Regions from separate parts of the Homo sapiens genome. Here regions 2 and 3 are each linked to region 1. A link is a contact called in ENCODE Hi-C or POLR2A ChIA-PET data. All regions are on one chromosome and are shown on one strand. Each heading gives the region's core, a stretch centred on a gene start or an enhancer-like site at or near the end of the contact. The rest is flanking DNA. Distances are from core to core; before and after follow the strand shown.

Region 1 (3,131 bases), core at 343-2,842:
GGAACCACTGCACTCAGCCCAATTCATCTTAAAATGGGGGAAGGGAGTCCTTAGGTGGTCTTCAAGGTCCCTGCTGGCCGCCCACCTTTATGTCCAAAGACACTTATACATTTATTGATTTAGGTGATGCTGCAGAGCGGCAGTTCTGGTTGTCTACACATTAGGAACAATTAGGAAATTTGTAGATCAGAATCCCTGGGAGTGAGACGCAGGCCTTGTTTGATTAACTTAATAAAAAAAATATGATAAATAAAATTGGAGAAGCCAAGCAGGTTAAGTACATTAGTCCAGGTATAATATATTTGGCTTCATATTAACTGTAAAAACATCACTTTTGGCTGGGCACAGTGGCTTACGCCTGTAATCCCAGTACTTTGGGAGGCTAGGGTGGGCAGATCACGAGGTCAGGAGATCAAGACCATCCTGGCTAACATGGTGAAACCTTGTCTCTACTAAAAATAAAAAAATTAACCGGGCGTAGTGGCATGCGCCCATAATCCCTGCTACTCAGGAGGCTGAGGCAGGAGAATTGCTTGAACCCGGGAGGCGGAGGTTGCAGTGAGCCGAAATGGCACCATTGCACTCCAGCCTGGGCAACAGAGCGAGACTCCGTCTCAAAAACAAACAAACAAACAACAACAACAACAACAACAAACTATCACTTTTTCAGATATGTATAAACACATTTCTTCACAAGTTCAAGGTATTTTACCAATAGCAAATAACTTGATACTGTCGTTGTGAATGAAAAGGATCACAAACTCTGATGTTTAGAATGAGTCAAATCTAGGCCGGGAACAGTGGCTCAGGCCTGTAATCCCAGCATTTTGGGGGGCCGAGGTTGGCGGATCACCTGAGGTCGGGAGTTCGAGACCAGCCTGGCCAACATGGTGAAACTCTGTCTCTACTAAAAATACAAAAACTTTAAAAAAAAGTCAAATCTAGATCCATGATTAATGACGTGCTCATTTCACATTGCATGTTTGTATCAAAACATCTCATGTGGGTAAAGCATAGACAGGCACAGAGAAAAGAAAAAAAGACAAAAAATAAGAGAAAAGATGGCCGGGCGCAGTGGCTCACGCCTATAATCCCAGCACTTTGGGAGGTCAAGGCGTGCGGATCACCTGAGGTTAGGAGTTCAAGACGAGCCTGGCCAACATGGCGAAACCCCCGTCTCTACTAAAAATACAAAAATAATCCCAGCTACTCGGGAGGCTGAGGCAGGAGAATCGGTTGAACCCGGGAGAGGGAGGTTGCAGTGAGCCGAGATCGTGCCACTGCACTCCAGACTGGAGTTTTTTCAAAAAAAAAAAACAACAACTCCGTCTTAAAAAAAAAAAAGAAAAAAGAAAAAAAATCTTATGTACACTATAAATATATACACCTACTAAGTGCCCACAGAAATTGAAAACAAAGAAAAAAATCCATGATTAAAAGCTTTTATATTAACGGGGGAACCTCTGACCAGAAAGAGCCGACAGGGGGCGTTCCTGGATGATCTGGGGCTGTCAATTGCGAGACGCGGAGGATTGTGGGACTTGTGGTTTTTCTCGCATCATTTAAGCTTTCTGGACTACATGTCCCAAAATGCAAATGCAATCAGACGGTCCCACTGTGGGGTGTGAAGTGTCCGTAGAGCTGTGAGAGGTAAGTGTGTTCTGTGTGTGCTGCGGATTTCTAGAAGTTGTGGATTTCTTGTGAGGGATTCTATTTCTCCTCTTTGCCCTCGGTGGGACCTGGAAGAGAGTAGTTGTTCCACTGATGCACGTTTTCAGCGGGGGTTTCCCCTGACCCTTTGGTCTCGGGAAACCGGACTGTGTGTTTGTTCAGCTGTTCACGTTTTGCTGTGGAATGTCAAGGAGAAAGCGGGGTCCTGATCTCAGATCTGGAAAGCCAAACATAAAATAATGTTTACATACGGGGTGCATGTCACTAGAGGATTTATGCATTGCATTGTGTCAAATAATATGTCAAAGTTTTTTCTTTTTCTTTTTTTTTTTTTTTTTGATACGGAGTCTTGCTTCTTCGCCCAGGCTGGAGTGCAACGGCGCGATCTCGGCTCACTGCAACCTCCGCCTCCCGGGTTCAAGCAATTCTCCTGCCTCAGCCTCCCTAGTAGCTGGGATTACGGGCACGTGCCACAATGCCCGGCTAATTTTTTTTGTATTTTTAGTAGAGTCGGGGTTTCACCATGTTGGCCAGGCATGTCTCGAACTCCTGATCTCAAGTGATCTGCCTGCGTCGGCCTCCCAAAGTGCTGGGATTTCAGACGTGAGCCACCGCACCCGGCCCTCTATTGTTACAGCTAGAAAAGCTGACGGGCAGGGGTCTTGTCTCTCTGATGTGTCCAAGTAGCAGAGCTTGCAGTGGAGGGTAAACTAAAATAAGGGGGAAATGAAAAAATAAAAGGAATGCGTGTGTGTGCTTAATTACATGAACAAAATCAAACAAAACCTGACTCATTAGGGCCAGACTCAGAGGCTCACACCTGTAATTCCAGCACGTTGGGAGGCCGAGGCGGGCAGATCACTAGAGCTCAGGAGTTCGAGACTAGCCTGGCCAACATGGTGAAACCCTGCCTCTACTAAAAATACAATAATTAGCCGGGCATGGTGGCCATGTAGTCCCAGCTATTCTGGAGGCTGAGGCAGGAGAATCACTTGAACCCGGGAGGCGGCGGTTACAGTGAGCCAAGATCATGCCACTGTACTCTAGCCTGGGCAACAGAGGGAGACTCTGTCTCAAAAAACAAAACGAAAACAAACAAACAAAAAATGAGAAAAAAAAAAAACCACCCCAGTTTCTCACATGAGGCTTCTTTTTCTCTAGAATGAAGATGAGCTTTGCGTTGACTTTCAGGTCAGCAAAAGGCCGTTGGATCGCAAACCCCAGCCAGCCGTGCTCGAAAGCCTCCATTGGGTTATTTGTGCCAGCAAGTCCTCCTCTGGACCCTGAGAAGGTCAAAGAGTTACAGCGCTTCATCACCCTTTCCAAGAGACTCCTTGTGATGACTGGGGCAGGAATCTCCACCGAATCGGGGATACCAGACTACAGGTCAGAAAAAGTGGGGCTTTATGCCCGCACTGACCGCAGGCCCATCCAGCATGGTGATTTTGTCCGGAGTGCCC
Region 2 (3,131 bases), core at 231-2,730, 430 kb before region 1:
TAGCCGGGTGTGGTGGCAGGCGGCTGTAGTCCCAGCTACTCTGGAGGCTGAGGCAGGAGAATCGCTTGAACCCAGGAGGCGGAGGTTGCAGTGAGCTGAGATTGCACCACTGTACTCCAGCCTGAGAGACTGAGACTCTAAATAAATAAACAAATAAATAAAAGCAAAGGTGAGTGACAAGGAGATTCCAAGGACACACACAGGTGAGCAAAGTTGGCAGGGTAGGCTGTTACCTGGAAGAACAGATTCAGCCTGGAGGCCCGGCTGGCAATGGGTTCAGCAGCACCAGCATCCAAAGGATTCCGCGCTCCATATTTGAACTTCAACATCTCCCCACTGGCGCTGAAAGGATATCAGAAAAGTCAAGTGTGTCCTATGTTTTGAGCAGGAAGGGCCTGAGAGATCCTGATCTCCCTCAAGATATCAGGGACAAGGAGGTGAAAATCAGCTACCACTCCAGTTTTAGGAAGCTCAGTCTAATCATGGAGATTAAACACCAGATTTTAACTCACTGTGACAGGAGATGATACACTTATCTGACATACTCTCTTACTTATAAATGTGTTTATTATCTCCCCCCTTAGAATGGAAGCTCCACAAGGGCAGAGATGTTTGCCCCCATGCAGTGGGGGCACACATAGCCTGGCACACAAATAGGTGCGAATAGTTATTAAATGAATGACTGAAATAAGCAAAATATATAGCTTGTTGTAAGGTGTTAAGTGCTATGGGGTAAAAACAAAATCGAGCAAGAAAAGGACAATGGGGGTGAGATGGTGCAATTTTTAGTGTGGTCAAATAAGACTTCACTGAGAAGCCACCATTTGACCCAAGACTTGAAGACCTGAAGCGAATGACCAGCAAGCCATGTTGATATCTGGGGAAAGAAAGACATCCGTGGCAAACGAAACAGCCAAGCCAAAAGCACTGAGGCAGGACCTGGCCTCTCCAGCAACAGCGAGGCCAGACGGACTGGAGCAGAGCGAAAGAGGCGGGGGCATCATGAGGTGATGGGGTGGGCACGGGGTATGAATACGCTGAAACAGAGAGGTTAAGTAAATGGCTAAGTTCACGCAGATAATAAGGAACCGGCCGACTACACTGGGCAGAATAATGCAGTTAGTGCTGACAGGAGGCAGAGCTGAAGAGACAAAGCACTCCGCCTGGTTTAGGGGAGGAGCAAGCCTCCTGCCCCAGCACCACTCGGCTGACCCCTCGGCTCCCAAGGAAGGTGGGCGCGCGCACAGCTAGCCCCGGAAGACCCTCCAGGCCTCCCGCAGCCCTGGGGGTGGAATCGCCGCCCTCCCCGGGGCGGGAGGGAAACCCGGGACTTGTATGGGTGGAGGCGGCCCTCCCCTGGCCTTGCAGAGCCGGGTGCGGTAGAATTGGGTCTGGGGGATCAGACTCACGCTCTGCGAACCCCCAGGTCTGCGATCTGTTCCGCCCCGCGCCTCCCGCCGCCGCGTTTGAACCCGAGGAACGGCGCGGGCGGGTCTCAGCCGTGTTTGGACCAATCAGCGTCTCCGCTCCTATGATAGACATGGGCGTCTCAGCCAGGCCCCGCCCATGTCCCTAAAGGCATGGAGGAAAGTGAAGGGGAGAGCCAATCAAATTGCATCTTCCTTTGACTCGCGACCAACGGGAAAAAGGGAAGGGCAAAATCAGCAGGGCAGGTCTTGGAAGTTTGAAATTGGCGGTTACGCAGGATGCTGCGTTTGAGGACGCGACTGTTAATCTAGGATCCCTGAGGAGGTCGCCAGGGCGCTGTCCCCTGCTCTCGGCCACCTGCAAGGAGGAAGGCAGCCAGGCTGCTCTGCCTGGTCTTCTTTCTCTCTCATGTGGCTAAGGTAGAAGTACTTGTTACCTGGGGAAGCCCAGTGGTCCTCTGCTACAGCTGAGGCAGCGAATGTTTTGAGCTTGACTTCAACCTACCTTGATTACTCTATCTCCGGGCTGACTGCCCTGCAAGGAGTTGGTGACAGTCATTGAGACTGTCTGAAAGGACACTTTAAAATAAATTATAGACGAGATACTTAAACAGGCACTTCACCAAAAAGGAAATCCAGATGACCAACAAATGTGTGAAAGTTGTCAACCTCGTTCATAATCAGAAAATATGAAAAATAAAGTCACAGTGAGAAAGAATAACACTCAAATTCGAGAACAACAACAACAAAAGGATGTGACAGTGTTTGCGAAGATGTGGAAGTACACACACTTATACAGTACCCGTAGGCGTGTAAATGGATACAATCTCTTTGAAATTTGAAAAAAAAGTTTGGCATTATTTGCTAACATTGAAGATTTGTGCATTCTATGACTATTGCTAGGTGTAGTTTCTCTACCTAAGAAAAACTCCTATTTATTTATTTATTTTGAGATGGAGTCTTGCTCTGTCTCCCAGGCTGGAGTGCAATGGCACGATCTCGCCTCACTGCAACCTCCACCTCCCAGGTTCAAGCTATTCTCTTGTCTCATCCTCCCAAGTAACTGGGATTACAGGTGCATGCCACCATGCCCAATTGTTTGTATTTTTAGTAGAGATGGGGTTTCACCGTGTTGTCCAGGCTGGTCTTGAACTCCTGACCTCGAGTGATCTGCCCACCTCGGCCTCCCAAAGTGCTGAGATTACAGGCCCTGAGCCACCACGCCGGCGAGAAACTCCTACTTATGTACACCAAGAGATGTGTATAAGAATACAAAATAGTGTTCGCAAAAAACTGGAAGTGATATAAATGTCCATCAGCAGTAGAAAAGACAAAATTGTATATTGCAGTGTTTTCACAAGCAATGAAAAAGAATAAACTGCAACTAACCACAATGACATAATGAGTCTCAAAACAAGGCCTAATGAAGGAAGCAAGAAAATAACATATGATTCCATTATGATTCCATTCTTATAAGTTCCAAAACAGGACAAAACAAAGCAACATTGTTTAAGGAGGGATGTATTAGGTTGATGCAAATCATTGCAGTTTTTGTCATTGTTTAAAGTAATGACAAAACCATAAAGAAAGCAACAGCCAGAATAGTAGTTACCTGGGGTTGGGATGGAGGCCTTTCAGGGTGTTGGGGTGCTGCTGTGATCTATTTCTTAACCTAGGTAGCAACAATATGGATGTGGTTTCATA
Region 3 (3,131 bases), core at 293-2,792, 290 kb before region 1:
ATAGAGGTTTTTTTCTCATTCCCATAAAGTCCAACAGCATTTCTGTTTAAACATGAGGAAGAATAGCATTGTGCTTTAATGGAATGAATTGACCTGGAAAACAGAAGACCTAGGTTCTAGCCCATGTTCTGTCACTAATTTTCTGACTTTGAATAAATCCTCACTCTGGGTTTCAATTTCTGTCAGTAAAACACGGAGATTGAACGAGATGATTCCTTCGCTCTCTAAATGTCCACATGTACGTATGCGATCTCTGTTGGAAAGAAAATTAGTAGAGAGATAGTCTCACATGATGTGGTATATCATGTCTGGTAACTTTGTAATGCTGCCGCCTTTGCATGCAGAACATATTCATCCTTCTCTGGGACCGAGGGCGGCTTCTCCTCTCACCCAAATTTACTCCTTTGTGTAATGAGAAATAGAGAGAGGTTGAGATGATTGGTGCCACAACAAAATTTATTTTCCATTCCAGTCATGACACATAAGGTACTTTCCCTGCACACGACTGACGGTGTGGGGAATGAGGAGGTGTTTATGTGATTTTCCTGTTTAAAATTATGCATCATAGTACTAAGGTTTTATGAGGTTGACATTCTGTAATTCTCCACGAATAAGTCAGATTTTCCGCATTGCCCTGGTATGATTAGTTGCATTCAATGCTGCATGTTTGTCATTTGCAGAACTGTAAGAATTCCCCCTATACACACCTCTCGTCATCAGTTGCTAGGTTACGGCTTTTCACATTGTCCCAGTCTGGTGATGTTGCCATGGATACCAGTTATACCTCCTCCTATGACACTGTCCTGGTCAGGCTCAGAGGGCGGGCAAGATGTAACTATGATGTCAGAGATGTTTTAGCATATGTCTTTCCCTTTACATTAATGATAAGATCTAAGTAATAGATATCAATTCTATGTGTTCTCATATATGAATTAAGGACATGAGGTATTAGCTGAATCCCTCAAACAGTCCACCACTTAGAACCTTTATTCCATTATGTATTTTTTTTCTTTTTTAAAGGAAAGGGAAGGGAAAGGAAGGGGAAAGCCTTTATTCCATTATAATTCTGCAGAAATGGAACTAACAGATTATAAAATATGAATATAAGATCTGCTATACTGTGTCCAGCTCATTCCCTACACAGACCAGCACCCCACCTCCCATAGGGTGGGCTATACATGGAATATCATTATCCTTTACATTGCCTTCAGTGGTAGGGACATTTGGGAATGCTTTTTGTCAAACTCTTAATTTATCTAAGTTATAAAGCCTGTGGGCCGGTAATGGTGGCTCATGCCTGTAATCCCAGCACTTTGGGAGGCCAAGGCGGGTGGATCACCTAAGGTCAGGAGTTCAAGACCAGCCTGGCCAACATGGCGAAACCCCGTCTCTACTAAAAATACAAAAAAAATTAGCCGGGTCTGGTGGCATATGCCTGTAGTCCCAGCTACTCAGAAGGCTGAGGCAGGAGAATCGTTTGAACCTGGGAGGTGGAGGTTGCAATGAGCCAAGATCACACCTCTTCACTCCAGCCTGGGGGACAGAGCAAGACTCCATCTCAAAAAAAAAAAAAAATTATAAAGCCTGTGGTCCAAATTTTATTGTCATTTAATGTCACATGATTATATTTCTTCTCCTGCTAGGTTTTAGACACCATGAATTGCAGGGACTATGTCTTTAACCAGAGTGTGTGTGTGTGTGTGTGTGTGTGTGTGTGTGTGTGTGTGTGTCAGAGTCTTACTCTATCACCCAGGCTGGAGTGCAGTGGCGCGATCTCGGCTCACTGCAACCTCCGCCTCCTGGGTTCAAGTGATTCTCCTGCCTCAGCCTCCTGAGTAGCTGGGATTACAGGTGCCCGCCACCACGCCTGGCTAATTTTTGTATTTTTAGTAGAGACAGGGTTTTGCCATGTTGATTAGGCAGGTCTTGAACTCCTGGCCTCAAGTGATCCGCCTGCCTCAGCCTCCCGAAGTGCTGGGATTACAGGCGTGAGCCACCGTGTCCAGCCTTTAACCAGTTTTTATCCCCAACAACACTTAGTGCCATGCATATTATGGCAGGGATCCAGAAAAGTCTCATTGATTTGTTCTGAAGACTGAAATGTAGGTAATAACTAATTTGACTTTAGATTTCTAGCATAGTGTTTTAAGATGGTGGAAACCCCCGCATATTACAGTTGTTGAAGGGCAAGGTTAACCCATGTTATTTAGCTCTTGTCTAGTCTGACCTTTTGATCTCACAGTTGAAGAAAGCACTAAGGCCGTAGGAGGATGTGACTCATCTAAGGTCACAGCCAGTAAACCTGTGGTTTAGGTAAATGTGTGTTATAAAAAATCTTTGAAAAACAAGGTGTAAAAATCTTTGCAAAGTAATTCTGTTTACTTAAACGATCATGTTTTGTTTTATGCAGTCTGTTTACTTAAAAACCTAGCAGACAGAAAGCTATTATTAAAGAAGAACTTCAATATTTAAAAGGAGCCCTACATAGAACCTACCTACCAGTTACTTCAAGTCAACTCGAAGCCTTGCATTCTGCTTAGTATTTGAATTATTCCTCAAAAACCAAAATAAAATTTAATGTAGCATCGGATTGAGGCATCTTTCAAAAGTAACATCTATTTTGAAAACCAGCAGAGTTTGAATTAAAAAACCATTCTTGCACCGGTGCAGTGGCTCACGTCTGTAATCTCAGCACTTTGGGAGGCTGAGCCGGGCAGATCACAAAGTCAGGAGATCGAGACCATCCTGGCCAACATGATGAAACCCCGTCTCTACTGAAAATACAAAAATTAGCCAAGTGTGGTGGCGCGTGCCTTTCATCCCAGCTACTCAGGAGGCTGAGGCAAGAGAATCGCTTGAACCCAGGAGGCAGAGGTTGCAGTGAGCCGAGATCACGGCACTGCACTACAGCCTGTGACAGAGCGAGACTCCATCTCAAAAAAAAAAAAAAGCAAACCATTCTTGGCTGGGTGTGGTGGCTTACACCTGTAATCTCAACACTTGGGAGGCCAAGGTGGGAGGATTGATCCCAGAAGTTCGAGACCACCCTGGGCAACATGGTGAGACTCCCATCTCTAAAAAAAAATTAAAAAATAAAAAAAATTATTTGTATGTCATGTTACTTCCCTAAA

Evidence for each region. A loop is a pair of places that touch in the nucleus more often than their neighbours do. ChIA-PET counts read pairs that join two places held with the same protein, here RNA polymerase II (POLR2A). Pooled maps may share reads with other maps.
Region 2: a pooled map shows a loop between it and region 1 (5-fold over the local background). The contact joins the promoter of CIT here to the promoter of SIRT4 in region 1. A Hi-C loop is called at or near these places in 8 of 50 pooled maps. POLR2A ChIA-PET finds 5 or more read pairs at or near these places in 2 of 52 experiments (activated naive CD4-positive, alpha-beta T cell and activated naive CD8-positive, alpha-beta T cell).
Region 3: a loop to region 1 is called in a pooled map, with 3 times the contacts of the local background. The contact joins the enhancer-like site here to the promoter of SIRT4 in region 1. A Hi-C loop is called at or near these places in 3 of 168 maps with a recorded cell type or tissue (CD4-positive, alpha-beta T cell and naive thymus-derived CD4-positive, alpha-beta T cell), 2 of 37 single-sample maps with no recorded cell type and 12 of 50 pooled maps. POLR2A ChIA-PET finds 5 or more read pairs at or near these places in 20 of 52 experiments (CD4-positive, alpha-beta T cell, CD4-positive, alpha-beta memory T cell, CD8-positive, alpha-beta T cell and 12 more).

Annotation. Positions count from the first base shown.
Region 1 is chr12:120,300,729-120,303,859 of GRCh38, forward strand. It overlaps SIRT4 (sirtuin 4), which reads left to right and starts at 1,593. Exons shown (of 4, transcript NM_012240.3): 1 at 1,593-1,650; 2 at 2,833-3,131. The coding sequence starts at 2,834.
Region 2 is chr12:119,875,840-119,878,970 of GRCh38, forward strand. It overlaps CIT (citron rho-interacting serine/threonine kinase), which reads right to left and starts at 1,481. Exons shown (of 48, transcript NM_001206999.2): 1 at 1,410-1,481; 2 at 234-342. The coding sequence starts at 329. RefSeq lists an enhancer at 871-930 and a silencer at 1,161-1,240.
Region 3 is chr12:120,011,754-120,014,884 of GRCh38, forward strand. All of the region lies in intron 2 of BICDL1 (BICD family like cargo adaptor 1), which reads left to right. Among named protein-coding and RNA genes, the nearest start is that of BICDL1, 24 kb to the left of the region's middle. RefSeq lists an enhancer at 828-907. Within about 2 kb of position 1,543, at least 5 of the 41 ENCODE cell types and tissues checked have a DNase peak (open chromatin) inside an H3K27ac peak, as active enhancers do; they include CD4-positive, alpha-beta T cell and CD8-positive, alpha-beta T cell, where a contact is called at or near this core.